Regions from separate parts of the Homo sapiens genome. Here regions 1, 2, 3, 5 and 6 are each linked to region 4. The links are chromatin loops, found by intact Hi-C in ENCODE. Cell type or tissue: sigmoid colon. All regions are shown on one strand. Region 1 overlaps LOC124903296 (a long non-coding RNA gene). Region 2 has its middle 310 kb from the start of NOVA1. Region 3 overlaps NOVA1 (NOVA alternative splicing regulator 1). Region 4 holds the start of NOVA1 (NOVA alternative splicing regulator 1). Region 5 has its middle 180 kb from the start of NOVA1. Region 6 has its middle 76 kb from the start of MIR4307.

Evidence for each region. A loop is a pair of places that touch in the nucleus more often than their neighbours do. Peaks named below come from ENCODE experiments on the same cell type or tissue, not always from the same donor. Only the 100,000 strongest peaks of a DNase experiment are listed, where the experiment ranks them.
Region 1: a loop joins it to region 4, with 2.3 times the contacts of the local background. A loop is called at or near these places in 3 of 110 quality-filtered maps.
Region 2: a loop joins it to region 4, with 3 times the contacts of the local background. A loop is called at or near these places in 2 of 110 quality-filtered maps.
Region 3: it touches region 4 in a loop (2.0-fold over the local background); 7 of 110 quality-filtered maps call a loop at or near these places.
Region 5: a loop joins it to region 4, with 5 times the contacts of the local background. A loop is called at or near these places in 2 of 110 quality-filtered maps.
Region 6: it touches region 4 in a loop (10-fold over the local background); 3 of 110 quality-filtered maps call a loop at or near these places.

The regions. Positions count from the first base shown.
Region 1 is chr14:26,839,619-26,844,618 of GRCh38, reverse strand. LOC124903296 (a long non-coding RNA gene) reads left to right here. Exons shown (of 5, transcript XR_007064093.1): 2 at 1,911-2,054; 3 at 2,516-2,752. Among named protein-coding and RNA genes, the nearest start is that of LINC02294, 20 kb to the right of the region's middle. RefSeq lists enhancers at 2,342-2,636, 2,008-3,207. In sigmoid colon, no CTCF peak of the experiment used is centred here; a DNase peak (open chromatin) is centred at 2,448; H3K27ac peaks cover 373 bases.
Region 2 is chr14:26,284,767-26,289,766 of GRCh38, reverse strand. No RefSeq gene overlaps it. Among named protein-coding and RNA genes, the nearest start is that of NOVA1, 310 kb to the left of the region's middle. In sigmoid colon, no CTCF peak of the experiment used is centred here; no DNase peak of the experiment used is centred here.
Region 3 is chr14:26,527,034-26,532,033 of GRCh38, reverse strand. The region is part of intron 2 of NOVA1 (NOVA alternative splicing regulator 1); the gene reads left to right. Among named protein-coding and RNA genes, the nearest start is that of NOVA1, 68 kb to the left of the region's middle. In sigmoid colon, no CTCF peak of the experiment used is centred here; a DNase peak (open chromatin) is centred at 3,053.
Region 4 is chr14:26,595,882-26,600,881 of GRCh38, reverse strand. It overlaps NOVA1 (NOVA alternative splicing regulator 1), which reads left to right and starts at 2,849. Exons shown (of 5, transcript NM_002515.3): 1 at 2,849-3,581. The coding sequence starts at 3,446. NOVA1-DT (NOVA1 divergent transcript) reads right to left here and starts at 2,235. Exons shown (of 7, transcript NR_147061.1): 1 at 695-2,235. In sigmoid colon, no CTCF peak of the experiment used is centred here; DNase peaks (open chromatin) are centred at 2,431, 3,571 and 3,991; H3K4me3 peaks cover 3,507 bases; H3K27ac peaks cover 1,238 bases.
Region 5 is chr14:26,413,535-26,418,534 of GRCh38, reverse strand. No RefSeq gene overlaps it. Among named protein-coding and RNA genes, the nearest start is that of NOVA1, 180 kb to the left of the region's middle. In sigmoid colon, no CTCF peak of the experiment used is centred here; a DNase peak (open chromatin) is centred at 2,674.
Region 6 is chr14:26,981,680-26,986,679 of GRCh38, reverse strand. No RefSeq gene overlaps it. Among named protein-coding and RNA genes, the nearest start is that of MIR4307, 76 kb to the right of the region's middle. In sigmoid colon, CTCF peaks have their summits at 1,738 and 1,937 (motif pointing right); a DNase peak (open chromatin) is centred at 1,959.

The DNA of each region.
Region 1 (5,000 bases), 240 kb before region 4:
AATAAGCAATAATTATGGTGGAATGTGTTTCCATACTGCATGTAAGTAATTTGTACATGGATAAATATTTTGTATTATTACTCAATGAGAGACCTATTATTATTTTTCCATGTAATAAGAAAAAATGGTATTTGTAAGTAAGGCCAGTGGAATTGTCTATTAAATTATGAGAAAGAGATATTCATTTAGGATAGTTTGGTGTCTATGATAAATGAGGAAAGAGAGAGGAAAGAAGAGTGAGGTTCTGGGAGATTGGAAGTTAACTCAAGATATTGGAAGGGGATTGAAAAATTGGGGACTATAAAACCAGTAAAACATAAGAAGGGAAACTTGCTTTTATAAAGAATGAGTATTTTTTTTGTTTTGATTTCCATGAAGTACATGAAAATAAAATTTTTCTTGACTGTAGTTCACCCAAAGGTTTATTGACCTTAGCTTTATAGCATTTGGATAAAGAGCTTATAAAACGCCTATCATTCACAGGCCTGAGGAGCAAGAATTCTTCCTAGGATAATAACTCAGGTGTCTGCCATTGACAAAAGTTGGCTGCTAGATTTCTTTGCAATGCAGTTTAGTTAAGTGATTCTGCAAATTATCTGTTCCTGCTATGTCTATCAGTAAGGCATTCTCAAACAAGTGTAATTTTCAGTGAACAAGCAGTCTTGGCAATCAAGTAACAAAGAAAAAAGCAGGAGGAGAGGGGAGGGCAGAAGCAAAGAATGCCACTCTAATCAATTCTGCCTTGGAGCGGAGACTCCTACCTAAATAACATGAGAGTTAATCAGCATTTTGTATGTGGTATGTAGAAAAAAATTGTCAATTTTTTATTGCAGTATAGATATCAAAGTAATGTTTCCATTACTGATTGGCTTCAGACAGTGAATATGTTCCATCGCAATGTAGTCACCACAGCTATTTATTTCATTTAATACTATTTTTTATTTTGAAGTAAAAGAACATACCTTATGAGGGGCCGGGCGCGGTGGCTCACGCCTGTAATCCCAGCACTTTGGGAGGCCGAGGCGGGCGGATCACGAGGTCAGGAGATCCAGACCATCCTGGCTAACACGGTGAAACCCCCGTCTCTACTAAAAACACAAAAAATTAGCTGGGCGTCGTGTCGGGCGCCTGCAGTCCCAGCTACTCGGGAGGCTGACGCAGGAGAATGGCGTCAACCCAGGAGGCGGAGCTTGCAGTGAGCCGAGATCGCGCCACTGCACTCCAGCCTGGGCGACAGAGCGAGACTCCGTCTCAAAAAAAAAAAAAAAAAAACTAACATACCTTATGAGATACCATAACAAAATATCATTTTAATATTCATCCTTCTCAGTTTTTTTCCTTTCAAGTTATAGGTCTAAGGAGAACTTCCTTGGGAAGCAACCAAGAATTGTCTTGAGACAATAACATTCCAGAATTAGGTTTTGGGAGAGAGTGTCAAAATCTCATTCTAATGGTAGGTAGTTATGAGAGAATTGTTTATGTCATCCTACAAATATACAGTGAGCATAGATTATATTCTAGACAATATTATATTGTTTTGTCATATGCACAGATGACTAAGGCTGGCTTCTAGACTTCAAGAGATGATAATATAGTTGGCTTTGTCCTAGAACCATTAGAATTGCCCTGCCTTCTTTTTAGTCCATCGTTATATGTACAGATAATATATCTGGCAAATTATGAGACACAGGAGCAGATATTTTCCATTGAATTTCCCTGATGTAAGTATCAAAGTATTAATATGAGCTTGAAAAAGTCATATTGCAAAATTGCAAGTGAATTATTTCTAGGAAATTCACACCTGCAAAAAGGATACTTACTGTCCAAGTGGTAGCTCTTTAGTAAACTCTACACATTTGATTTCTTAGAGTTATTTATTAATCCAAATCCACTTTCTTACCAACCCCCAGGCTGAACAATTTTATCTGGGAAGAGATGTGGCCAACTTTCTAGGGCTGACTTTGATCCAGTAGAACATGTCTTTTACAAGCATTTACTTTACCAACTGGGAGCTCAGTACCCTCCCCTGTGAAAAACACCCAGGCAAGTCCAAGGTAAAATTTCAGCTCTCACCTGCTAGGACAAAAAAGGTAGAGATGGTCAACATAATCAGGCCAATCCAGCAATTTCTAGAGCAAGATATCCACTCTTTGAACTTCTATGTGTTTCAACATCCCCAGGACTCCCATTGTTCAGACTGCCTGTGTGTGGGGTGGTAGGGGTGGAGGGACTGCCTGGCTCATTTAAGCACATGTTGACCAGACATCTATACAGAGCAGAATTGTTCTTACATCAGAAACAAAAACTTTAGTAATTCTAGTTTAAACGCGATTGAGCCGAATCAGAGATGCAGTTTATTCTCTCCTAATTTTTCTCTATTTATAGCCTCACTTAGTGACAGGTCTGTTGCACAGGAGTGGCCTCTTACTCAACACATCTGCTCCCCATGTGCTGCTGAGTCACACATACTTTTTTCATTACCAAAAGTAACAAATATTTATTTTCTCCTTGGCAGTCCCACAGAGTTGTTGCAACAGAGGGAAAAACAAGTGGGATTCCATTCAGCTTGGCTCCTAAAAAGATCCTTATTGGTGCTTGTGCCTGTACTACTAAGAGAGTTGTGGAAACCTTGGAATGTGCCCAGAGTAGAGCAATGGAAATGATTGGGAAAGAGGATCTATGAGAAAAGGCTCAAAGAATTGATATGGGTGTAGAAATAAAATTGTGTGGAATTACAGATAAACTATTTCAGGTAAAAAAACAAAAAAATTAGAGAATAGCCTACAGCTGAGTTTCCTCTAAAGCAAATTTTATAAACCTGAGACAGGCTTCAAGGAACTTTTGAACCCCTCTTTCAAATATTATATCTACATCAATCTTTAATTTTTGTATGAGCCTCAGATGTAATCATGCAATATTATCTTAAGGTAATGGCATAAATTATGTTTTTCTCACGATGATGTCAGAGGGCAGAGGTGAAAAACTGGGATTTTCCACTCTTTGTGATTTTCTATTAGTAATTCTTTAAATTGCAAATTGCAGCTTTGGACTTACACATCAAACCACGTCTGACCTAGAGGACAAGGAGTGAAAATGAATAGGCTAGCCCACATCGTTTCTCTGAATCAATTTTATAATTGAACTGCACTTTAAACCTTATCTTTAGTCTTCTCACAAGTCTTATAAATGAATGTCACCCTGATTTGATTGACTGATCTTCGTTTCACACCCTTCATAAAGTAGCCCAAAATAGCTGCTGGAAAACATTACAAACCTGCTGAGTTTTAGCAGTCGTCAACTTTATATTGTCAGAATTTCTTGTGGGTGAGTTATAATTAGGTTTATTTATTAACTATAAAAGCTCCTGAAAGAAAATATCACAAATCATGCCATAGCCATCTCATCTTGTCACTGCTTCTCTCTTAGGAAAGACAACATCTTATCCACTGTCATTAAGGATCATTGCTTAGAAAGAAATTTTAGGAACTAAAAAGATTGACTTCATACTGTGACAGTGAATTTGCCTTTTCTTTAAACTGGCTTATTTGCTATCTTAATTGCATATGTGTGAAATCACAAACATTCACAGGATAGGCTCTACAAAGGCATATTTGCTAGTATAATGATCGCTTTCCTTATATAATCTGGTAATGGACTTAGCATCATTACACACATTTTGAAAGAAAAAAAAAAATCCTTCTATCAAGGTGGCCTAAATCAAAAAGAATGTTAGCTGACTTGAACATCAGCTGCTGCTTCGTGACCTTGATTGCGTTTAGATCACCTACATTCCCCCTGCTTCAGAAGAACCCACATTATGCTAATGACCCTACTTCCCAAAATATCTAACCCTCTCACATCTAGTTAAGCTAGTGCTGTTCCAAAAACATAGATCACCCAAATGCTCAGGTGCTTACAGAAAATTCACCCTTTCTAATAAGTCATTTTGGCTTGCCACTGCAAGTGTTCATGCATAAAACATACAAGCTGAACTCAAGAATTTCTGTAAAAATATGTGCCCCAGAATATTTTTCATGACTTAAAAATCATGTATTTTAAATTGTACACCCAATGTAATGTGGGAGTATAGCATTTTTAAGATATATTTAAATACTTTAAAGAATTATTTTTCTACCTGTGGCTTAGCTAATGCAATCTGTGTTACTTACCTTTCCAAAAGCTATTAAATAAAAACGTAAAATTTATTTCACTTTTACATATAAAACTCAACTTTCTGCTCAACTGTAAACTCTCTGTGGGGATAGGAAATACAATCCCAAAATCTAATCTGTTTTTTAGTCTTAAAAATCATCTGACAGCTCTCCAAATGCAAAGTACACACACATTTTGAAAGTTAACCTTCAGGAAGTATAAATAGAACAGAGAAGCATCTTCCTGTCTCATTGTGTGTTCAAATGACATAAATTGATTCAAAATCTATTAAGATTAATCTTTCAAAACTAATACTCTGTGGTTCGAAGGTTACTGAGATAGTTTCCCTTCATACCTTGACATGTTTTATCATATCTCAAAAGTGTCTTAAGGGCTCACATATTATCTGATGTTTATCTAGGTTATTGGCCCATTCCATTCATAGGCAACCCAAGCTATTTCTTGTCAGACAGAAACTGATAAAACTTCAATAGTATTCAAGAACCTTTTCCAGCAAAGTAAATATCCCATTGACATGCAGTAGCATTAAAAAAAGAAAGAAAAAAAAACTGGTGGTCCAATGTATTATGAATGCCTATTTTCATAAATGGGCTTTTAGGTGAATGTGTAAGCACATAGTACTACGTCTGAAAGCTAGCTACTAAGAAAGAAACATTTATCTGCCATAAGAGTGTCTTTAAGTATACATCAATTCAAGAAAAATGATATGGCAGAAAAGTAGTTGTGAAATGAATGTGAGCAATAAAGGCAACCAATAGGGATAACTCAGGTCCCAAATATTTGTCTCAAGAATAGGATTTTGGCAGAATTCCCAGATTATAATTTCA
Region 2 (5,000 bases), 310 kb after region 4:
AGAGAGAGAGAGCAAAGGGAGGGGTGCTATCACCTTCAGACAACCAGATCTTGTGAGAACTCTATCATGAGGTGGCACTAGGGGGATGGTGCCAAACCATTAGAAACCACTCCCATGATCCAATCACCTCCCACCAGGCCCCACCTCCAACACTTGGGATCACATTTCAACCTGAGATTTGGGTGGGGAAACAGAGCCAAATTTCTGTTTTGCAATTTCTGCATTTCTGTTTTGCTAGTTGACTTCTTGCTGGACTTGGCTTGAAGAGACAGAGAGTAGGACAGACAGTAGGAAAAAGAGTAGACAGAGAGTAGGAGGCTGGAGGAGAAAGAAGAGACAAGCTCCTTCCTGATCATTTTCTATTTCTGAGTTTATTTCCTGCTTCTATTGTTGTTACACTAGCAATGTTTCCTCGCCCTGGCAGCAAAAGTTTTTCTAATAGCACAAGTATATCATTTTTTTGTTTCTCCAAAATGCCCCACAGCAGCTTTATTGAACACCTTCAAAGATATCAGCACAGCTGGCAAGTGCCCCCTTCTCAAAGTCTGGATTCCACCTACACAGGGTCTCTTCTCTGAATATTGGCAATATCAATACCAGATGGCTGGACACCCCTCCTCAGAGATTCTTAGTGCCCTTTCTCTGGTGCCCCTCCTCCTCCAAACTTCTAACTTTTAATAATTCTAATCTCATCTACTTTCTCCCACAACCCTAGGGGTAGTAGGTGCTTCCTGCAATTACAATTTCTTTGATGCCTTAGCATTCACTTCTTAACTTTACAGTTCCCTTATACCTAGGCTAAAAATTATTTATATCAAATCTTCAAAAGCAAAAATTGGCAAATGGGATCTAATTAAACTAAAAAGCTTTTACACAGCAAAATAAACTATAAACGAAGTAAACTGACAACCCACAGAATGAGGGAAAATAATTACAAACTATGCATCTGACAAAAACCTAATATCAGAATCTGTAAGCAACTAACAAATTTATAAGCAAGAAACAACTACATTAAAAAGTGGGCAAAGGACATGAACAGACACTTTTCAAAAGAAGACATGCATGTGATTAATAAGCATATAAAAATGCTCAATATCACTAATCATTACAGAAATGCAAATCAAAACCACAATGAGATACCATCGAACACCAGTCAGAATGGCTACTATTAAAAAGTCACAAAGTAACACATGCTGGTGAGGTTGCAGGAAAAAGGGAATGCTTATACACTGCTGGTGGGAGTGTAAATTAGTTCAGGCCCTGTGGAAGGTAGTATGGCAATTCCTCAAAGAACTAAAAACAGAATTACCATTCGACCCAGCAATCCCATTATTGGGTACACACCCAAAGGAATGTAAATCATTCTGTTATAAAGACACATCCACGCAAATATTCATTACAGCACTTTTCACGATAGCCAAGATGTGGAATCAACCTAAACACCCATCAATGATAGATTGAATAAAGAAAATGTGGTACATATACACCATGGAATACGATGCAGCCATAAGAAAGAATGAGATCATGTCCTTTGCAGAAACGCGGATGGAGCTGGAGACCATTATCCTCAGCAAACTAATGCAGGAACAGAAAAATAAATACCACATGTTTTCACTTATAATGGGAGCTAAATCCTGGAATACATGGGCACAAAGAAGTGAATAACAGACATCGAGGCCTACTTGAGGATGGAGGTTGGGAGGAGGGTGAGGATAGTAAAACTACCTATCTGGCACTTTGCTTAGAACTGGGGTGACAAAATAATCTTTACCCCAAACCCCCTCGATGCAAATTTACCTATATAATGAACCTCCACAGGTACCACTGAACCTTAAATAAAAGTGAAAAGAAAAACAAATAAAATAAAATAATGGGTGTGATGTCTGTCTTCTGACTGGAACCTGACTGACACAAGGACACAACCATAGGATTGCACTAAAATGAACTCAAACATAAGACGTCTCCTAAATATTCCTAAAAAGCAAGTCCAGTGAAATGTCTTTGATTACTTTTACCATCACAATGTGTGGTGTCTCATTTGCAGTTTAAGAGTACTAATTCTTGTTGTCAGATTCCGCTTGTAACTTCAAGTCCTCTTGCCCTTTTTAAAAACAATTGTAGATACCCCATGTGGCAAATAAACTCTTTTTTCTCATATTTAGACTACACTTCTTGAATTTATTGCTGAAAAGACATTACTCAAAAGGAACATATGCTAACATAATTAAGAACATGTTCCTTTGGTAAAATTCTAGGTGAGCTCCATTTGATCTTAGGTCACACACCGAATATTCCCTTTTTAAAAAATATTCAAAATAAAAAAGTTTGTATTGTGAGGGTTTTTTTGTCAGTTGTTTTGTTTACTATTTCCAAGTCATATTGCATCCTGGGCTTTGTTTTCACATAAATAACTGGGAGCTTGCGTTAGCATTTTCAGTTTTCCTGAGGCATAAGCTCAAATTAATACTGATATCTCTACATATCACTCCTACAATTTTTAATCTGTTCTTAGAATTCTTTAGTAAAGATTTAGGTGCATGGAGGATAGAAGAAATGCCATGGAAAACAGCTTCAAAATCTTTGGTTTGTGGAAATCAGTTTTTGTAAGCTTCATAGTTCAGCTTCCTTTTTATAAGCTATTCCTAAATGCCCTGAAATGAGAAGTAAAACAAATTTCCTGGATTTTTCTTACTAGTATCACGTTGTATATGTAAACATGCTTTCCAGTGAGTAAGCATAAGTAAGGTAGATCCTGCCCAGAGAGTTCACCAGCTTACAGGGACACTACAAAGGAGGACAACAGAGAAGAGACTGTTTTGCTTTTGTTTGAAATTCACAGCAGCTGTTATATTCTTCTTGACTGGTTCCAAATTTAATAAGGCCCAATAAATCTCTAAGAAAACAGCCCTGAGACACTGCTATTGTTTTTATTTTGTTGTTGAGTTCATAGTGCAAAGTCTCTCTCTTCAGTACTCTTTTTGGCTAATATCAGATTAGATTATGCCAAATATAAACCCCAAAACACTAGCCAAGAAAAATAGAGAAAAATCACATCTCTGGCAACTAACAGAAAGCTTCTCTTAAAAAGCTTCTTTAAAGTCTAATAGCATCTGCAAATCCGGTGTCTGTAACCTTGCTAGTCTGGCTATTCTCACAGCCGTACGTGCTCTTTCCAAATCATTGCTTCAAATTCCTGGTTATTGTTACCTTATAAGTAACTGGGGTGGGAGAGTGGAATATCATAAAAAGCACATGTAATTTCCCTGGTTTGCAAAATGCACCCCAGTCGGCTTCAGTGGGAGCACTATTATAGAATATATGCACCCAGGCTAAGTATCCGAAAGGAACTCACCACTAATGTGAGTAATATGTTTTCAATTTTTAATGAAGTGTTAGTTGTCCACAACAGTATCTCTTTTAGGTTCCAGGCTGTGTGCCAGTGATAAACTGCATAGCGCAACATCTTATCTATTTTTAAGTGACCAGTCTTTAGAGGCAAATTTCCTGTTTCTCTCAGTGAATTGATGGAGTGGTTGCCTGCTGTCAAATACTTTCCCCAGTGTATGTGGTGTGATTATTTTTTTTTTTTTTGGTCGGGAGACAAGAGACTTAAACATATTTCCGCTTCCTTTTTTGTGCAAAAGTTTAAGAAATACGCACAACTGGGGTAAATCTTCCAATAAGCTAGAGACTCAGGCAGAAATCCCAAGATTTATAATCCCACTGTTACGAATATGAGTAAGTCGGCCTGCTAGATAAGCAGATAAAAGAGAGGAGAACCATCCTCTATGCTGCAGCTTATTTGGAAGTAAGTGCAAGTAACCTTACTTCCAGATAGGATGTGATAAATAATCCAAAAAGGCAGAATAAAAACAACTTCCTCTGTGAAGATGAAAAACAATCAAGACCAGTGTCAAGTGCCTGTTGGATGGAAGAACGTGGCTAAGGAGAAGAAAGGGAAACTCTGAGCTACTGAGTCTATTCTTTAGAAACAGAGACTAATAAGGAAGGTTTACAGGGACTTGCAAATGTAATGAACAGGTACTGACACCAAAAGATGTCTTCCCTGCAGAAGCACACAAAGGTCTCTGCATTCAGTCCTGAGATGACTTATTAAAAGGTGAGCATCGTATTCCTTGAACATATATCTGAGATTTGCTGGAGATCCCAGGGAAATTTGTAAAACTCTAGTTTTACAAATGGACTTCTAGTCAGGTTAGCTGATTTACATGATACTGTGAGAACTTTTCTCATTTATTTCTCCGGCAAATTTGAAGTCCAATTAGAAAGCTAAAGATTAGAAGGAAGCAGACTACTTCAATTTCTTTCCTTTTTTATTTTCGGGTTGTGACTTTAGTAGATAAATAGAATGTTGAGAAGAGCATAGAACATCAGAATTTTATATTCTGAATCATCACTGAGGATACCCAAATAATAAAATTAAAAAGAAATTGTTTGGCTGGAAAATACTGTTCTGATCAAAATAAATTTAAAATAGAATTTGAAGGGAAAGCATTAATGAAGAAAAATAACTAGAGAAAACTGTAAAACTTATATAGTTGTAAATGGCTATATCATAAAATGTAATAAAGAGCAGAGCAGTGTTTCTCTAAAGAATAAAAGAAGAAATTCAAGAGCAACATCAATATCTTCAGAGAAGTGTAATGTCAATGTACAATATAAGTTATAAAGTGTGCCTTAAGTTTAATTTGCTAAATATTCTCATCAGGTAGGTAGCAACAAAATCTTGGGTTGGGACACTTGACCATAGTGCAGAAACATAAATGTTTTGTTTAAAAAGCAGATCCAAAGAAAAGGAAAGGAGAATATGTTAAAACGTGCACACACACACAAACACACACATATGCATGCTTCCTAGAAAATACCTGAAGATAGAGGCCTGATAGAGATATTTAGGTAATAAGAAAAGTGGAAACTACAATAACGTTGAATTAAAAAAATCTATAAATTATTTGTGGAGACATATGTGATCCTTCTTT
Region 3 (5,000 bases), 69 kb after region 4:
TTTTAAAATTTTAGCCATTGTAATTTGCGTAATTGTATCTCATTGTGATTTTAATTTTTGTTTTCTTAGTGGGTTTTCATGTGCTTTGTGACCATTGCTTTATTTTCTTTTGTCAACTCTTCAAACCTTTGGTTGTCTCTATTGGATTGTTTTTCTACTAATCAGTTAGAAGAGTTCTTTAAATATTCAGGATACAAGTCCTTTGTCAGATATATGTGTTGTGAATATTTTCTCCTGTGTTGTTCTGTGTCGTGGTTTACCTTTTCATTTATTTGTTTGTGTCCTTCCAGGAGCAGAAATTTTTAATTTTCATGAAGTCCAGTTTGTAAACGCTTTTTAAAAACCTGTCTTACTTTTTGCATATTAAGAAATGCTTGCAAATGTCAGATTTTCTCCTACAAGTTTTGTTTTGTTTTGTTTTGTTTTGAGACGGAGTTTCGCTGTTGTTGCTTAGGCTGGAGTGCAATGGCGCGATCTCGGCTCACGGCAACCTCCACCACCTGGGTTCAAGCAATTCTCCTGTCTCAGCCTCCTGAGTAGCTGGGATTACAGGCATGTGCCACCACACCCAGCTAATTTTGTATTTTTAGTAGAGACGGGGTTTGTTCATGTTGGTCAGGCTGATCTCAAACTCCCGACCTCAGGTGATCTGCCTGCCTCAGCCTCCCAAAGTGCTGGGATTACAGGCGTGAGCCACCGCGCCCAGCCTCTCCTAGAGGTTTTATAGCTTAATTTTTATGGTTAGATCTATGGTTCATTTTGAGGTCATGTTACATATTGTGTGAAAACAAATTTGATCAATAAGTATGCTTAATTAAGGGAAATCTAAAATTGCTATCATCACACATTTGACAGACTCTAAATAAAGAAGGAGTAGATGGATTTTTTTCTGCTGAAGTTAATTTAGTACTGACTTATGTATGAAATACTGCTCTAGTTTTTGTACCCATCCAACAAATAAAACATGCCTTGTAAAATAATGACTTTCCTATTAGTAGTGGGTTTAGGTGGAGACTGCTAACATTCTGTATAGAATGAATGTACATATTAATGTCTCTTCACAGTACTTGTCACATGCAAAATATTCAGTAAGTGTTGTTTTTGGTTGTTAATGTTCATTATTGTTAATGTCATTCGTATTGTTATAATTATTATATTTAGGATTCTTGCCTTGAGGAATTTTAGAAAGGATGATATTTAGATGAAATAGGTTTGGTTTCTGTAATTTATTTACTTAATACTTACACATAGTAGTCATACTTTTTATGTTTTTTTTCTGCCCTCCCAACCCCTCACACACATAAGAAACTTAATTGTTAATGGGTTCTAATACATAAGTAATAGGAAGCAGTGTTTTTAGCATCCTTTGAATGATCTCCTTTGTTTGCATGGATAATTCCTGAATACTTTTTTGAAAAGTTCAAGAACAGTAGATGTAGAATAAACAGCGCAAGTAACATTTTACCTACGCTTCCAGTCTTTTCCCAGAGATAAGTATTATAGATCTGATCTGTTTGCTTTCAGATAATTATCTATACATTTATACTGATATATATTTATTTATATATAGGCACATTTGTAGGTGTATTTTTCTTTGTAAGCCTAAATGAACATATTATACTTGCTTTTTTAATCTTAACAGAATGTTTGATAAATCTTTCCGGGTTGATACTTTCTTCATTCATTTTTACTGCTGTATATTATTTAATAGGATGAATATACCATAACTTATTTTTCAAGCATGCAGCAGGTAGACAAGTGCGAGGCCAAGCCTAACTGACAGAATCAGCTGGTAAAGGTAAAATGAGTCACTTTTAGGCTGGGCGCGTGGCTCACGCCTGTAATCGCAGCACTTTGGAAGGCCGAGGCAGGCGGATCATGAGGTCAGGAGATCGAGACCATCCTGGCTAACATGTGAAACCCCGTCTCTGCTAAAAATACAAAAAATTAGCCAGGCGTGGTGGCGGGTGCTTGTAGTCCCAGCTACTCGGGAGGCTGAGGCAGGAGAATGGCGTGAACCCGGGAGGCGGAGCTTGCAGTGAGCCGAGATCGCGCCACTGCTCTCCAGCCTGGGCGACAGAGTGAAAAAAAAATGAGCCATTTTTAGATTCAGATAGTTTATTATTTACATAGACAGCAAAAGGAGGGGAAGCTAAAAGTATCACATCTCCAGGTCCTCATCACATACAGGAAAAGGACAACATGAAAAACAAAAGGCTGCATGACTGAAGTGTGAGTCCTAGGATTCCCCATTGCTGAAGACTCAATTCTAGAGTACAGCTAAATACTTTTATAGTGTGCCACTATACCCTAAGGGGTTGAAGATTAGGAAGAGTGAGGCAAAAACTTCATACCTCATTAGAACCTGGGAGACCATGAGAAACTGTTTGTGATAGTCTCCCATTCTCTCATTTTCCAGAGGATCACGAACCATTCTGCTAAGATACAGATTACCTGCATTTAAAGCCATTCACTGTGTGGCCTATAAGTATACATTCACCATTGCTGGAGCATCATGATAGAGCCATTCCCCTACAACTCCAACCCTTGACCTTTCCCATATCAGGTAACAATTCCTCAAAGGCATAACCACTTCGGCTGGGCGTGGTGACTCATGCCTGTAATCCCAGCACTTTGGGAGACAGAAGTGGGCAGATCACCTGCAGTCAGGAGTTCAAGACCAGCCTGGCCAACATGATGAAACCCCGTCTCTACTAAAAATACAAAAATTAGCTGGGCATGGTGGTGGGCGCTTGTAATCCCAGCTACTTGGGAGGCTGAGGCCGGAGAAATGCTTGAATCTGGGAGGTGGAAGTTGCTGTGAGCCGAGATTACACCACTGCACTCCAGCCTGGGTGACAGAGCGAGATTCTGTCTAAAAAGAAAAAAAAGGAAAAAAAAAAAAGCATAACCACTTCATTAGATACTACACTTAATTGTACTTTTAGGGGCTGAGAGCAAATATGCCTCCTAGTAGGGTGATCGGGTGTACTTGTTGGATAGACCTTAGCCAAGCTCCTCATCCAGAGCCAAGCCATTCACGTCATAAATTGAGAATGCAGCAAGTGGTGTTGGCAATCACACATATCTCACTTCAGCTGGCTGGGAGGAACTCCAGGGCTTCCTAGACTTTTCATCACCACTGGACCAGAGAGTTTAGAGTGGTCAGCTTTAATATGTGAAGAATATACAAAAGAGTTTGTCTTTCCTTAAGTATTAGAAGAAGACCACAGGGCACCAACAATAGTAGGATTCGGCTAAAGGGAATCATAACAGTGTCCCGAAAATTAATCTTGTTATGTGGCTTGTTCACTCCTGCAATCAGCAGCTTTCCTTAGATTAAGATTCTTCATTGGTCAACAGTTGAGCTGAAAGCAGTAGTCTGGGTAATACTGGCTCGGTGGCTAAGAGCTGAGAAATATTAATGTTTCTTCTACCCACCCTGGGTGTGCCGGTGTCTAAGGTATTCTTTTTTCTACAGCCAGGGTTACTGTCTTCCCATAGCCATGTGTTTCAGTCCCTGCAGCATGATCAGTCCCTGCAGCAATTGTTTCACTCTTTTTCTAATCCACCCTCTACCTTACCCATACTATATGGCCTGGAGTTGGCCCTACATGGCTTAGCAGTTTCTTCATTATATACAATATGCATTGTACCATCTTAGAACATCTTTTGCTCCTTGAAATGTAGGCCACATTGGAGATACCATAGGAGTTGTGACCTCATATTCATCATCATTATCATGATTATCCCTAACTGCCTAAACCTAGTAAGCATAACAGGACAGTAAAAGAGTCAACAGGTTAGAGTCTTCCAACCCCAGTACTTTACTACTTGAAAATTCCAGCACCCTGATTTTCCAGGGATACAGTATGTGAGGAAGTGGTGTGAGAAAGATTAACCATGTGTTTTTGGTCTTTTATAGCAAGTCTGGGCCTTCTCCCTTCCCCTCAAACCTCATAATTAAACATTCTGTTTAGCTGAAAGGGACCCTTCTGGGGAATTGCCACACTTAGAACCCAGACTGCTTTTCTTAAGTGTGTATGCCTCTGGGAGCCAAGCCGTTTTTAGGCTCTAGTTACCTTTTTTAGTTTCTTCTTTGAGAATCTATTCTGTCTTTCATTGTACCTCTTGCCTGAAGATGATATGGGACATAAAAGGTCCAGTGAATGTCTCAAATATCTGCTCACTGCTGGGTAGTTTTACTCTAAAGGCCACACTATTGTCTGATTGGGTACATTTGAGAAATCGACATGTGTGAAATAGTCCGTCTGTCTTTGAATAGTATGGCCTCTCTACTGTGTGGATAGAGATGACAATGGACAACCTAGGAAGGTGTCTACTGCTGTCAGTGCCAAGTAGTATCCTTAAGAACTATATGGTCTACTTGACAGACATGTCTGGTACCCCTAGCTATAGGCTCCAGAGTTCCCTTTGCTACTTAACTGTGTAGTTGATAGTCAAGAGCACACATATCCTTGACCTTACGTGTTAGAGAATCACTAAGGTTTTTTTTTTTTTATTTGTTTGTTTTGTTTTGTTTTTGGCGGTATCCTGAATTGGAGATGGGTTACCATGCTCTGGGCAATGATGTATTCAGGTGACTGTGGTCTCTACCAAGGCAGTGCAAGTCTGATCAGCTTATTGATTCTGGTGATGCTCATCCTCAAAGGGTACTTTCCCATGGGCATCAACATGAATCATGAACAAGAAATGTGAGACTTGTACAGCCTGCAACTATAACGCTCATCTCCACAGAAACTGGAACGAGGTCATCTAAATTGTCCCACTGCCAGGCTTCAGACCACACAGCTAGCCCATTGACTCCTGGTATCAGTCATTGAAAATATAACAGACTTTGGGGGTGTTTTCCAGGGAAAGCACCATAGCTCATGACTTCACCTAGTGAGCAGAGTTCTCTTTTCCATGCACAGTTTTAAACAGTTTTCCTTGGGGCCACACAGCTGCAGTGGCCCAGAGCACCTCATTGGACTTTACCT
Region 4 (5,000 bases):
CACATTAAAAATTATATCTACCATTTCTGGGCCCCATGGAGTGATAGGTATAATAGTATTTAAATATTAAGTCTGAAGAAAGAAATCAGAGAAGGGTCAAATAAATACTATAAGAATACAGTGTGACTTTTATTTAATAGCATGTATCTGTAAAGCAATTTAACTTACAAGCTCTTTTTCAACTTAACTGATGCATGGCAATGCCAAATATTTTCTAAACTATGTTAGATATATTTTATTTTTAGAAATTTGTTAAACTAAGGTTTTCCAATTCTAACCTCAGTCTTTCTCCAATTCAAAATTACATTCTACTGAATACTTTGCTCGAGCTTTAGTGTAATATGTTTGAGTTATCTGTCCTTCAAATATCTTTGTCCACTGTTGTTTACTGTTTTAAAACAATCTAGTGCCAAATACCAGCCCTTTTGTAATTTTTCATTTAAAAACGTCCTTACATAATTTTGTACACTGAACACTTTGTACAACGTCTGGCATCAGCCTTTTACTATCTTGAATACCACATACTTATTCCAAACCTTTTTTCCTCATCACAGCTCCATTTGTACCCAATTGTATGTTTAATTCCTCTTTATTTTGGTCATGAAGGCTATATAGTGGTTTCCCATAACATTACACATCGGATCAAAATTTTGGACTTTGGTTAATAGACCTTTTCCAATATGCACTAACTTACCTGCTTTCCTTTTCTTTCAGCTCTCAGCATACCTTCTTCACTGATTGAGGCAAACGTGTTTTCCGTAGTCCAGATGAACTTTTAGTCCGAAACTAAACGTTATTCTCTTCCTCATTCAGTGGACTGATATCTCTCATTGCTTAAAAAGCACCAGAAATCCCAATGCCTCCTAGATGATTCTTCCAACAAGAACGCTATGAGGAGCGTTAGCATTCCTTGCTATTGCCTATTTAATCTATCAGGAATTAAATTTTATTCTATTCACTTTGGTTATTGCCTAGATATGCATATATTCTTGGTTAGAATATCATAATTACAGTGAAGTTCCTTCTTATGCTTAGTATGAAAGCCATCTTTTTGGCTGAATTGTTGTAGTGGAAAGTATAGGGAAGGAATAACTTCATTCTACAAATCTAGTGAATATGTTTATACCTTTGTACAGCTTAGAATACATTGCCACAGTCTCTCTCGTTTGACTCCCAATAATGGTGGAAATTGGTTGGAGTCTCAGTCTCTGTTTTGAGTGGGAGGGAATCCGGAGCTCTAATGTATTACAATACTTAAGACAGCAGCCTTTGCAGTCACGAAGACCTGAGTTTGAAATTACTACAATGTTTATAACTGCGTAACTTTGGGTAAATTTCTAATATCTTTAAACCTAAACTACCTCATAAAATGGGGACAGTAATAACTACACGACATACTGCATGTAATTGACACAGCATGCAAAGTGGATTGTTTGCCACGTGGTAAGTAAGCCCTTAATAAATGGCAAGACGTTAAGGGATTTGCCCAAGATACACTTGTAAAACAGCCTACAAGGACCAGAAACCAAGGAAGATTTCAGACTCCGAATCCCATGCTTTTCTACTACCCTGCTTCCTAGAACACTGAGTTAATTAAACTACTAATTTGATGAACGACCTTGAGCAAAATACTTCACTGAGTCAGTTTACTCATCTGTAAAATGAGGGACTTGATTTAGATAATGCCTAACGTCCTTTCAGAGTCTATTCCAGCTACATTAGATGTTTTATCCGGTGTTGCAGGGTTGACGTTCAGGTCCGTGATATGTCCAAGATCTGTATAATCATAAGCCGTGCACATGGCAATGAATTTTATTCCGACACTCGTATTTCGTTCAATATTTAGTTCTGTGTGCACACTCAGCTGTTGCCTGTCTTTAGTCTGCCTACCAGCGCCTTGTGAAGGGAAGACCCACACCTAGCTTTATTTATTTATATCCTGGCTTGTTCCCGAAAGGATTTAAGGCGGCGAGTGACACTCTAAGTCCCCTAACGGTGTCACACAGTGCGATTAAGAAATCCTCTTTGGATGAAATCATACCGTAGAAAATCGCCGATGAGTGAGATGCTAACTAATTAATGTCTTTTACCCAACTCTTAAAAATAAAAACTAATGCACCTAGCAAGAAGTCCTGGAAGCATACAGTGCTGGCTCTCCCTCCAGCTCTGACGCTGTCCCACCCGTTGTCAACGGTCACTCGAATGCCCTTCTTAGACTAGCCAAAATTGTCGCCGCTCCAGTACCAGCTGGACCAAGATCCCACCCCACCCCTTCGCTGCCCCTCATCACCCAAGTTTCCTGATTGGGAAGGGGCCCGAAGAACCTTTCTCACATTTCTATTTTATTGGCTGGCACGGCTGTCAGTAATCTCTCCTTCCCGCCTTCTAGCCTAGCGCGTTTCGTGGACCCCTTGGTTTCTGCGACAAGCCGCTTACGTTTGCCTGAGCCGTGTTGCCGGGGACCAGCGACCTTTCACCCCTCCCTTCCCACAGGAGCGCCCCGGCCCCCGCCCCCGCCCCAACCGCCGGCGCGCGTCCTCACCGCGCACGCGCTCCCCTCGCGCGCGCACACGCTCGCGCACACACGCTCCCTCGCCCCCGCCCGCGGAGTTCCCCCTCACCCCTCAGCCGCCCCGCCGGCTGAAGCATCGGCGCTGGGAGGCGGCGGCGCTGCTGAGAGGCAGGGACCCGAGCGCGAAGTGTGTGGGAGTCTACGAACTCAACCCCTCTCTACCCTCCCCTCACAGCCACCCCCCTCCCTCCCCGCCAGCCCCCCCCAACAAGCGGGAGAAATAATGAGCGAGACCGGGCGGCAGCAGCAGCAGCGCCGAGCAGCCCAGGCAACGGCAGAACCGCTCCGGCAGCGGCGGCGGCGGCAGCACCAGCAGCGGGAGCGAGCGCAACGCTAGCGCGGCGCGGGGACCGCCGCGCTCCTTCCCGGCTCCTGCCCTCCTCTGCCGCTCGCTCCTCTCTCGGCATCCACCTCCTTCCCCTCCTCCTGCTCATTCACTCTTTCCCTCACTCTCCCCTCCTCCTCGGCTTCTCCCCGCGCCCCGCCAGCCCTCGCGCTCTCCCACTCCCTCTGCCTGTCCTCCCCGGTCCCCTCCTCCCGCTCATTCACTCGCCCCTCTCCCTTCTCCACTCTCTCCCCCTGTCTCCTTTCTTCTTCTTCTTTCACCCTCCGTCTCTCACACCCCCTCCATTCCCCTGTCTCCTTTCTGACACTGCACTGCAGCTGCTCCTCAGCCCTGCCCCCTCCCCAGTGAGAACAAACCAGCAACATTGCTTTTTTTCCTAAAGAGATTTATATTGATCCGATTAAAAAAAAAAAACCTTAAGAAACCCCAAACGCAAAAAAAAAAAAAAAAAAAAAAGAAAAAAGAAAAGAAAAAGCCAAAACAAAAGGGAGAACCTTCTCCCGGTAGCAGCGGCAGGAACTGCAAACATGATGGCGGCAGCTCCCATCCAGCAGAACGGGACCCACACTGGGGTTCCCATAGACCTGGACCCGCCGGACTCGCGGAAAAGGCCGCTGGAAGCCCCCCCTGAAGCCGGCAGCACCAAGAGGACCAATACGGGCGGTGGGTATCGCTTCCACCTCCCCGCTGGCCCCATCCCCCGCCGCCCGCCCCTGCCTCCCTCCCTCGCCGTCCTCCCTCCCTCCTTCCCTCCCTCCCTCCCGCGGCCCGGACACCTCCAGCCCGAACCCGGCGGCCCCTGCGCCCCTGCCCCGCGCCCCCTCCCCTGCACCTGCCCCGCGCCTAGGTGTCCCCGACACATTTCCATTTCTGTGTTTATCATTCATCAAAATGGCGACCAGTTTTTCGGAATAGACCTATCTTTCCATTTAATCGGTCCAGAGGTTGACCATGTAAATATCCTAGACCTGGGCAAGAAGGTCCATTCAGGAGGAGGAGGAGGATGACCCCGGAGTGAGGTGATGGCCGCCCGAAGATGCGCGCTGCGTTTAACAGTCTGATAAAATAAATAAATAAATGGCACTTGGGTAGCGGATTGCGAATGACTGGGGCGCCGGAGAGTTTTTCCTCTCTCCATCCTCTTGCTTTGGGCCACAAGTAGTATGCAAAATCTTGATGAGTGCATGCCCTTACCGCACTTAGATTGTCGGTGCAAATATTTCATTGATTTGTCTTCAGGGGGGTGCATACGAGGGTGGGGGTGTCTGGAACGGTGACTTGTTAGTTAACATCCTGCGCTTCCTTGGAAGATGAGTTTTAACGGGACCGATATCGCTTCTTCATTTGCACTGGAATCATCTTAACAATGCACCCAATGCATCGAAGCAGAGGTGAATTTATCTCCAGCATATGCATTGTAGACGGATGGGGGTCTTTTGAGTGGCACACCACAACATTTGGAACATTCATTCACATTAAGAAAGCTGGATTTACCGGGGTGTCTCCTGTATAAGATGTGATCAAGTTGACGGAAATTAAAGTTTGTGGAGTTGGCTTAATTTTCTAAAACGTTTCATTTTATTTTTCCTGGTTCTTCCACCCCCTTTCCGTTTTAAAAGTTGTGATTATTTTGGGAAAGGAACATTACCTGTTTTGTCACTTTTAAGCCTATTTAATATAAATGACTCCTAAGCTTTTTAGTATTGGCAGAATTCTTCTTAAGGTCCTTTAATTAATGAGCTTAAACGAGATCACGGTAGACTAAGAAGTGCTAAAGAAATGCACTAGGATTAGTTAGATTTGCCAGTCCACCACACTGAGTTATTTCCTGGCAGTTATTGAAGACTTGGAATACACCCCACAGTTTGGGTGGATTATTTGGTAGGAGAATGGTTGTTTTGCGGACTTTAAGTAGGATATAGGCAATGGCTAATTGTAGTCCTTATGTGTCTGCTAATGACAAATAAATATAGCTCATCACTATTTACAGTCCTGGGCTTTTCTTCTTTTTTAATATGTTAAGTGAAGGTTTGTCATCTTATAAACCTCTGAAGTTTTGTTAAAGGGTCAGTTCATTTCATT
Region 5 (5,000 bases), 180 kb after region 4:
CTATCCTCTTGCAGAAAGGCCAATTAGATCTCTCTTGTTTTTCAATGGTAAATACACAACACATAACAAGGTACTCCAGGAGAAAAATAAATGATCTCTTTATAGGCTTAAAGTATCCTTTAAGCTCATAAATTATGTGTAAAATATTATGACTTTACGTTCATTTTTTTGAAAGAAGGTTCAAAGCTTTCACCAAATTCTCTACGGAGTTGATGATTACAAATGTCAAGGAAACACCTTCCTCTTTGCACAGGAAAACTTGATGCTCACATCATGTAGGCCAGAACTCAGCGTCTGGACGCACCAAAGTCCCTCTCCCTCAAGCTATTGCCTGTCAAACTTTACACATCACTGGATTTTTTTTAATCAGCAGGCCTAGAATAGAACCTGAGATTCTGCATTTCTAAGAAGTTCCTAGGGAACTGCTGGCCCATGGACCACACTTTGAGTAGCAAAGTTTGTGCATCCTGTCACATAAGCCCTTATTTAATCATAGGCTAATCAAAAACAACTAGTTTTGGGTACGCTTTTTTGCACCATAGTGTTGGGTATTATGAGAAAAGAGAAGACACATAATCTCTGCATGAAAATTTTCACAATCTAAGTGCAAATTTTAGCTAAATGAACATGAACATAAATAAGCAAATTATATTAGATTGGATATAATTATGGATAAAATGTCAAGGTATAAATTGTATGTTCTCAAGAGTGTGAGTTAAATGAAAGGAAGGCTTAATTGTCAGAGAAAAGAATTAATGGGGGGAAGTACGATTTGAGCTTGAACTTGGTGGAACATGGAACTTAGGGTTAGAAAAACAACAGTTTGAGCAAAACCACACACCCAGATCTCAGCACTAGACATGGATATAGTACAGTGAGGAAAGTAGCCTAATGGGAGCAGAATTGGTTTGGGGATAGGGTACAATATAAAGTTAGCAAAGAGGAAGATCTTAAGCTTTTAGGACTAATGGTAATTATGTACGTTATTTCTCCCATAAAAGTTGAACTGCATTGCATAGTGTCTAGTTAGTTTTACACATTCAGTTCATGTTGGAAAGATTAAGGCAGTTTTTCAGTTTTATGCATGTGCTGGCAATGGCACATCTGAAAGAGCAAGGGTAAAGCATTAACAATGAATTTGTAATGGGCATGATTACACTCCTGTTGTCAACTGCAGTAATTTACTTCATTGCTTTGCTTTATTTCACTCATACTATATTCTAATATGTTTCAAAACATTTAAGAGAAATAAATTAGTGAATTTTGCAACATTAAATTGCCCAGAACTTTCTTATCACAGGATTAAAAAATAATTGGAGGGTCTTATAAAAATTCTGGGTTGCATTCAATAATTTTTTTAAATAAATGATTGTGGTATGAGGAGTAAAGAGGTCTTGGTTCCAGGCTCAGATTTCCCACGAACTGGGTCGTAGGTCTCTCAGCTATAGAATAAACAGGCTGAATCGGTGGTCCTTGAGATCCTTTAAAATTCTAAAACCATGTGATGATATCACTTAAAGGCATTTACTATATTGTAAAGCATCATTGACCAGCAACTGTTAATATCAAGAAATAGACACCAGAGAGTCTGCTGAGTATAAAGGTCACATTTCTATTTCAGGGTCAAGTCATCACAACAGTGTAGTCCAGGAGAAGGTCCATGATGGAGATTCTAAGCAGAGTTTCCAAAAATAGTGGGCTCCCTATTTCCACTTGAAATATGAAAACACACAAAGGTCATGCCTGCACTTCACATAAATGCTGATTGCTCTCTCAGGGAGTCAAAATCCTGCAAGGGTCTAGGTTACCTTGCTCACTGTGTGTGTATGTGTATGTACATGGATTACGTTAAGCCCAAACCTCACCTTTCTGTCTGTGTATGTTTAAGTGTGTCCCCTACTCAACACTAGGAGCCAGAAATGTCTCTCCAGTCCATAAACTGCCTCATATATAGACATTTCCCTAGGTAACTCTCCTTAAACACAAACTCATCACCAATGATGACACATCAGTTTGTGAGGATCTGTGGGAATGATAAGTAGTACATATTTTGGTGATTGTGAAGAGATGTGATAAACAACATCTCTTCACAGAAAACATCTCTTCACAAAAAACAAGGCATAAAGCCTTGTTGTTTTTCACTGGTGAGCCTGTAAAACCAGGAAACAGCATGGTCCCAGTGGGTTCTAGGGCAAAATAATGGAGAAATCCAAAACACGTAAGAATGTATCAAAATGTGGAGAAATCCTGCACCTGAAAGTTAAGGATACCCACTTCACAGTTTTATCAGCCTCACACTTACGTGTGTCTCCACATGGAAAGTTTGTAGGGAATCAAGAGTCTTGGCACAGATGTGAAGAATAAGTACAAATAAATTTGTGGCTAAGGAACACACAGGACTGGCAAGAGCCTAGTTCTGCAGCCTGTGGGAAGAAGGAATTTTTTTTTAAATAAGAATCTCTGCTGTGCTATTAATTAACCTTTGTTAGGGTTGGCGTTGTATTCATTTCAGTTCAGGAGAAAGGAATGTACGCATGGGTGGCTTGTGTTTTGTAATCTGTTTACCATTTTTATTGCTATTTGAAAGAACATCATGCAAAACGGAACTATAAAAATCAAGATCCAAGGGGGATGGATCTGTTGCCCTGAGATTCTGCCCAGCATAGTCCAGCACCTGGACACAAGCCGATTGACGTCAGCTGCAATATTTGACTTCACTAGGAGCTTGCCCAGCAAGAGAAAGAAAAAAAAAATCTGTCAAATAAGCCCTAGAATTTACTCAGAACTCGGTCAGAGAAGTGTTCTCCGGGAAAGAGTGGGAAAAAAGCTATTTCTCCTCTTCCTCTGCATCCCACAGAGATCATCTGAGCCTGGAGCCTGCTTTGATGTCAGGAAGAACTTGGCAACCTGATCAGTTTCATGGGGAGCAGAATAAGACAAGCAAGAAGCATAGAGAGGAGCCCCTGCCAACTATAAAAATTTCTAAAACGTAACCAAAACACACACAGAGATTCAATACACAACACTCATATATACACTTTGCAGATGAGAAATGAGATCAATATAGTATCAATAACTTTGCCTCTTGCAATGCACAAATTCCATCAGAAGATATAGCAGAGTGCAGAGTTAGAAATGAATCCATTCTGCTTAACTAGAAGACAAAAAAAAAATTCGTCTTCAGATAGCCAAAGTGAAAAAGGAGTAAGGATGAGAGATATTGTAAACCCATTAAGAATGCATTGCTTGCTTTCATTCCTGTTTAATATTTCTTAAAACTATGCATTGTATGATGTTAAGGTTATGTACAGGACAGTTACAATGGCAGCTAATGTGGTTCCCTTTTACTGAGTAAGAAAGCATTTGGTAAAGCTGCTGACTGATCACATGCCATTCAGTCCAGCATTTTACAATCCAAGGTAGTTCAAGAGCAGTGTACAAGTCACAGAAATGACTGTGACCTCACCATCCACAGAGACTTCCTGGATTCCACAGGAGTGGTCCAGCCTTAAGTTTCAACATTAATCCAGGTCTTGCTTAGAGCAACCTCAGAAGCCTTGACTTATTAAGTAGAAATTATGAATATCCATTGTACCTCTTCCTTTCAGGTAGTCCCCCTGTATCTCCACTCTATCTCTACCACAAAAGACACAGCCACCCACATGGTGCAGTGACATGAAGAAATTGTTGCAAATATAAGTTGGCAAAGGGGCAGGGGGATATTGTAGAGGATCTTAAATGTCAGGTAAAGAAAAGCAAACTTTACCCTGGAGAAAATGATTTTTGATTGAAAGCAGTGGAAAGTGGTATGTTAGAAGTATTAAGAAGAAATCTGTATGGAAGACTGATTCAAAAGGAGGAGGAATGGAGAGACCAGTTTGGAGTCAATTATCATAGACTGTTGGGTGAGGTGATGAGGATCTGCAGGAGGTAAAAGCAGTGAGAATGGGAATGAGGCCAATGTTCAAAGGGTATTTGTGTAAAGACTTACTGGTGGTAGTGACAGCTAATATGTATGTGGCACTTATTACACTTATAAATAATTTATGCATGTTACACAGATTTAAGTGTTTTATCTTTGGGGGTGAGTACTTAGGAGAAAATAGAAGCATAGAGGGCTTACAAAACTTGCCAAGATCACAGTTAGCAGTAGAACTAAGAGAGGAACTCAGGCAGTCTGTGTCCATAGTCCCTGTGTTTACCTAGCACATAACATATACTGTATTGCCCTTCATGGTAAATAGTTATCCCAATATGATCCTGTAAGCTTTTATGTGGTGCATAACTGCATAAAACAAGGCAGTTATCAATTACTCACAAAGGACAGTGTGAGAAGGAACAATACTTTGTCCTTACTATTGTAAAGCACGTGGCCCCAGTTAATATAGTCCTACATCAGTGCCTTGGAAAGAATGCAGCCTGGGTGCTGGCAGGACATGCACTCCTTGACTTTCCCATGTAATGGAGAAGCCAATGCTTGAAGAGAATTACTGATTTTCCAGAAGAGCCACCTCTCCAATAATTTGAAATACTGACCACTTCAAAGACATTTCCTGACTGTATCTCATGTAGATGATAGAAAGGAAATATCCACCAAAAGCTAATTAAACAGTTTATTTGGGATATGGCAAATTCTATACTACTAGAATAAAATTATAATTGTGTACCTCTAAAGAATCTATTTCTAGTCTAGTAAGTATTTGCATCCTCAAAGTTCAACTATTGTCTTGATAAATTAATTTCCATTTTATTTCTCATACAAATAAACAAAATAAAGCAACACAAAACAAAAGCCTGTCTCCATCTTTTGATAAGAGACTCTGGACTCATTGTGGTTTGCTGAGTATCTGGTAAGTTTGTAAGAAAGGCAGAAGAGTCCTGGCATGGAATCACCAAAAACCCAAGTTCATTTATTTGGGCATTCTATGATATTGGTGGATTTATTTATTTATTTTTATTTTTGTCTTAACCTAGTTGGGGCTTACTTGCAACCAAAAGTA
Region 6 (5,000 bases), 390 kb before region 4:
GACAACCGCCTTTGGCTCTATCATCCAGGTTAGATTGTTTTCAAATAGTAAAGACAAGTGGTCACAAGACAGCTTAAAACTGTTATTGAATAGTTAAATAACTTTAATCCAGGTGAAAAATATCCTCCTTCTTCATTCGGCTCTGAAGAAGAAGAAAATTTAGGTTTATTCAGGTATCAATTAAATAATGATACTTTCAGATTCGATCACAATTCTATTTTCCATTTCAGAGACGAGGATAGTAAGGAATATAGAGAAAGGGCATTTATTTTTGGTAAAAAGTCATGTTCAGTGATCAATAATCAGTGATTCATGTTTAAGGAAACATCATAGTCATCAGCTTAGAAATATTTTCAATAGCCCATATGCTTCTCATTGAATCATTATTCTCTACTCTCAGTCTCCAAAGAATCAGTTTAATCATATGGCTTGCCGATGCTAAGAACTGTTTTAGGACCTTTAGCGACCCTAAATATGATAAAGAATATACATGTCCCATATATTTTTAATTCAAACCATAACCAGCTAAACCATTAAGTAAGTATTAGGAATTACAACAGATTTCTGCCTTTTCCCATAGATAAATCATCTATTTATCTTATTTTAAATAGATAAATCATCTATTTATCTTATTTTAAATAGATAAATCATCTATTTAACATAAAAATAACATTTTGATTTTGATTTTGTTTTAAATATAAAGCATGAAATAATTTTCTAAAATGATTTGATGTTCTTTGTTGTTTAAAAATAACATTTGATTTTGTTTTAAATATAAAGCATGAAATAATTCTCTAAAATGATTTGATGTTCTTCTTTGCTGGGCCCTAAGCACAACCTGTGCCAGTGTGACAATGTCTCAGACATTAACACTCCAGTAGTACCAGGACTTTAACATTTAATCTCTGTTTCTTTTACCTCCATCTCCTTGAATATTTTAATTAGGAATTATTGCAATAGAAACATTTGAATTACCTAATATAGTCTTTAAGCCACAGCCCAAATAACGAAAAAAAAAGGTTCCCCTTAAATGGAATTGTCAGCTTTGCTGAGCATTCAGAGTAGCTGAGTATATGGTGCTACTTGGAATTAGCTCTTTGGTTTTCATTAAAGCATTATATTGAATAAGTTAAATATCTTTGTCCTTAATTTAAAATGGTAATGAGAAACTGAAAATAAAAAGCAGTGCAATAAGGAATATCAGGGACATGCACGCCAACATTAATAAAATGATTCTTTTTATCCTTGCTTTAACTTTGGCTTTATTCTTGTGACCAAAAAAGAACACTGGAATCATGATGTAAAAAAGGAAGACTATAAATTGAAGCGTAATGACTTTAGAGATAAATGTATTAGTTTATGTATAGTTGGTACTGAAATTGAGAATCTGTTAGAAAAACATATTTCCCAAATCTATAAAAAGACATATTTAAGAATTCTACCTGAAACCATTTCTTTCTTTCAATTATTAAAGTATTATATGAGACATGCTTGAAACAAATCATTTTGATCAAGAATTATCATTACCTGATACCTTTCTCAGAGAATTTTTGCCATGGTATAATTTTACTATATGGTGAGTTATGGCTCATTCTATGTTAGAACATTATCTACTAATATAAAGTGGCTTATACTTACTGAAGACTCCACATGAATGAGTGAAATGCGCTACTTTCAAATATCCCTGAAAGATATAACAATCACTCCATGATGTATAGGAATATGTTGTCTTTAATACGATTACAAACATTATATATTTTTTACATACTTTAGAGAAGTGTATTAGAAGATAATGGTGTAATATATGACAGTAAAAATAGCTTTTTTATAATTTGAGATGTCCGTTTCATCTGAGAAAAAAACATTTCAACTGACAAAAACCATCAGGGTCTTAGAGTTGGGGCATGGATAGGTGGATTGTATGGCCACAAGAGGGCAGCAGATGGTCTGAAACTAAGGACCTGAGTTGCATGTGAAATGACCGCAGTTGTGAAGGTTTTTCAATAGAGAAAGAGTCGTTTCCAGCCTAAATGGGAAAAAGGAAAGGAAGGGAGGAAGGAGAAAAAAAAGGAAGAAAGAGGTACCAAGAAGGACAATAGAGGGAAACACAGGCACGTTTTAATAGTTTTTTAAAAACAGGAATGCTGTGTGAGGCACGTTTCTGTGAGTGTGTGCCTGTGTGTGCACATCTCTGTGTGTATGTGTGTTTTACTAAGACTTCGGCTGTTCTGCTGCCCAACGCCAAAATACATGGAAATTCTAGTTCTGTCCAAATCTACCACCAAAATGTGTAAATCTCCTCCCCACCACACACAAAAAGAGCTTTTATCTATACAATTTGTTTTTCTTGCATACCATCATTTCTTCTCTTCTACGTAATTAGCCCTCCATTAAAACACTGATTTTGAAAATCAAGGAGAATAATCCACCTGGCTCTGCCACTGTGTCTCCATAGGCCTACTTAAGGAACCAGAAAGTTCACTTTTCTTTTATGTTTGATTTTTTAAAATAATTTATAATCACTTCTTGCCAAATATTATTCTTCTTTAGCTATAGTCAAGATACCGCTAGAGAATACGAGGTCTGCATACTAATTAATTGCTCACAATACTTTCCAAGGAACACAAAAACACCCACAAAATAACTGACTAGTTTGCTTCCCCTACACAATTAATCTTCCATTAAACTACCCTTTTTTTTCTCATTTTTGCCGGAGTAATATTGAATTAGATTTCAATTACATTCAGGCTTAAATGGATATATAGCATTATATAGAGTGAATGGAGGCTGTTGAAGGGAGGAACCTTTCTTTCATCCTTACATCTTCACACATCTTCATTCAATAGGTGTTACATAAATAAATACTTGGGAGGTCACGCAAGAAGCATCAGTCCTCATCCAGTGCAGAGTCTGGATTATGAATCTCAGAACTGGTCTACCTCTCCACTTCTTACAATTATATCAGACATCCCGGTCTCAGTATAATTTGGCATACTGGATATTTGCTCCAAGTCCAAGAAAAGAAAGAGAAAAAAATGTTGTTAATGTGTCTTAATTATACTGAGTGATATATACCAACAATTATACCGATAAACAACGACATGCATATGGGATATGCTCAATTTATACTGCTTCCTTGATCAGTTATTTGCAAAGCTTTAAAAAGGAATGAAAGTTTTTATGACAAAATATGGCTGTATCCTCTCTCATTTGCACCTGTTTTCTATCAGGTATTCTTGGCTATAAGCAGGAAAATGATCAAAGGTGGGGCATCAAAGTGGTAAAAAGGTTTCATGAAGAAACTGTACAATACATGGAGCTATAAATAGCTCATAGATCACTGTGAGGGGAGAGTAATGCTTTGTTCAAGTCAGAACACTTTCTAACTCTGGGGAAAATAATGAACATTTATTTTATGCCAGGTAGTCTTCTAAGCGCTTTACATCTATTACTCATTTTAGTCTTAAAAGCAACCCTATAATTTGATCTTATTATTACCCTATCAATTTTATAGTTGAAGAAAATAAAACCAGAAGAGTCAAGTTACTTGCCTAAGGTCATATAACTAGAACATGAAAAGCCTACTGCAAAACCAGCCTTTTGTAAATGTTACAGTCCCCCAGTTCAGAAGCATGAGGAGAACACACAAGCTGCTTTGAATGTGGTAGTGGCTTATTTTCACCCCATTTAATTAGGATAGAATTAGAAGTTTAGCAAAAATAACTAGTGGCTACTAGAATGAAAGAATGAAAGTAGTTGGTTCAGCCAGAGAAAAGGAGGGTTGCATGTCTCACAATGTCGCTTGAGAACTTAGCTCACGAGTATCTAACATAATTTTCCAATCCTATTACCCCTTCCATGTATTTTAAATTTTCCTATAATTTTTCTTTACAGTTTTGCCTTTGATGTATTTGCAGCCAACATCCTAAAAGCAATGGAAAGAGAACTGAACTGAGAGTCAGGATACACAATTCTAGTGCAAGGTTTTTCATCCTATAGACCCAGCTAGTCAAACCCTTTCTTTTTACATAAAATTATCTATACGTGGCTTCCCAATATATAAAAATATGATCTCTTTTGGTTCTATTTATTAAATAATTATAGCCCAGCTATGTGAATATATCTTAGGTTCTTTTTTACTCATTCCTTTTGTCCTATGGTGTACCCTAGGAGAGACAGCATGCTTGGTCATACAACCGAGCCCTCTGGCGTGACGATTCCAGAATTGTCTCCATATCACAATCTCTAGCCCATCTAGGTGATCCTCTTTGAAAAATGCTTTTCTCATAGAAGAAATAAAACTTTTCATAATGATTCTGTGTCTGCATTGAGTGTGTGTGTGTGCCTGGTTCTTCTTATGTCAGTAGATTGGCCTCTCTCTGTTAATAATGCTGACTTACTCTAAATTACCATGACTCCGAACTTCCGGGTCAAAGATCACTTTTCCTTCACTCTGGAATCCCACATTCAGTAAGATAATAAATCCAGCCACTTCTACCCTAAGCTATATCTACATCTATATCTATGTTTTATATATAACTATACATATGTTTTACATATATTAACTGTATATGTAACATATACATAGATTGTGTGCGTGTGTGTGTGTGTGTGTATATATATATATATATATATATATATATATATATATATATATTTTTTTTTTTTTTTCCCATCTCCTCTTTCTTATTACTGTTGTCATCATTATAGTGTAGACTCTTATTACTCTTCTGGGCTGTTAAATCAAATTGTAACTTATTTCCCCTCCTTCAGTCTCTCTCCTCTCTAATCCATCTTCCAGAGAGTTGTCAGAGAAATCTTTTTAAGTGTGACTCTGATCATGTTACTTCTCTCCTCAAAAATCTTCAGTAATGACCATTTTTTAACAAATCAAATGTGAACACATGACAATGTGATTAGGGCTCTCTGGAGTATGACACATAGACAGAACATTTTGAAGAGACAAAATGGAATTCGAGAAAATCCGAGCCATGCACTGG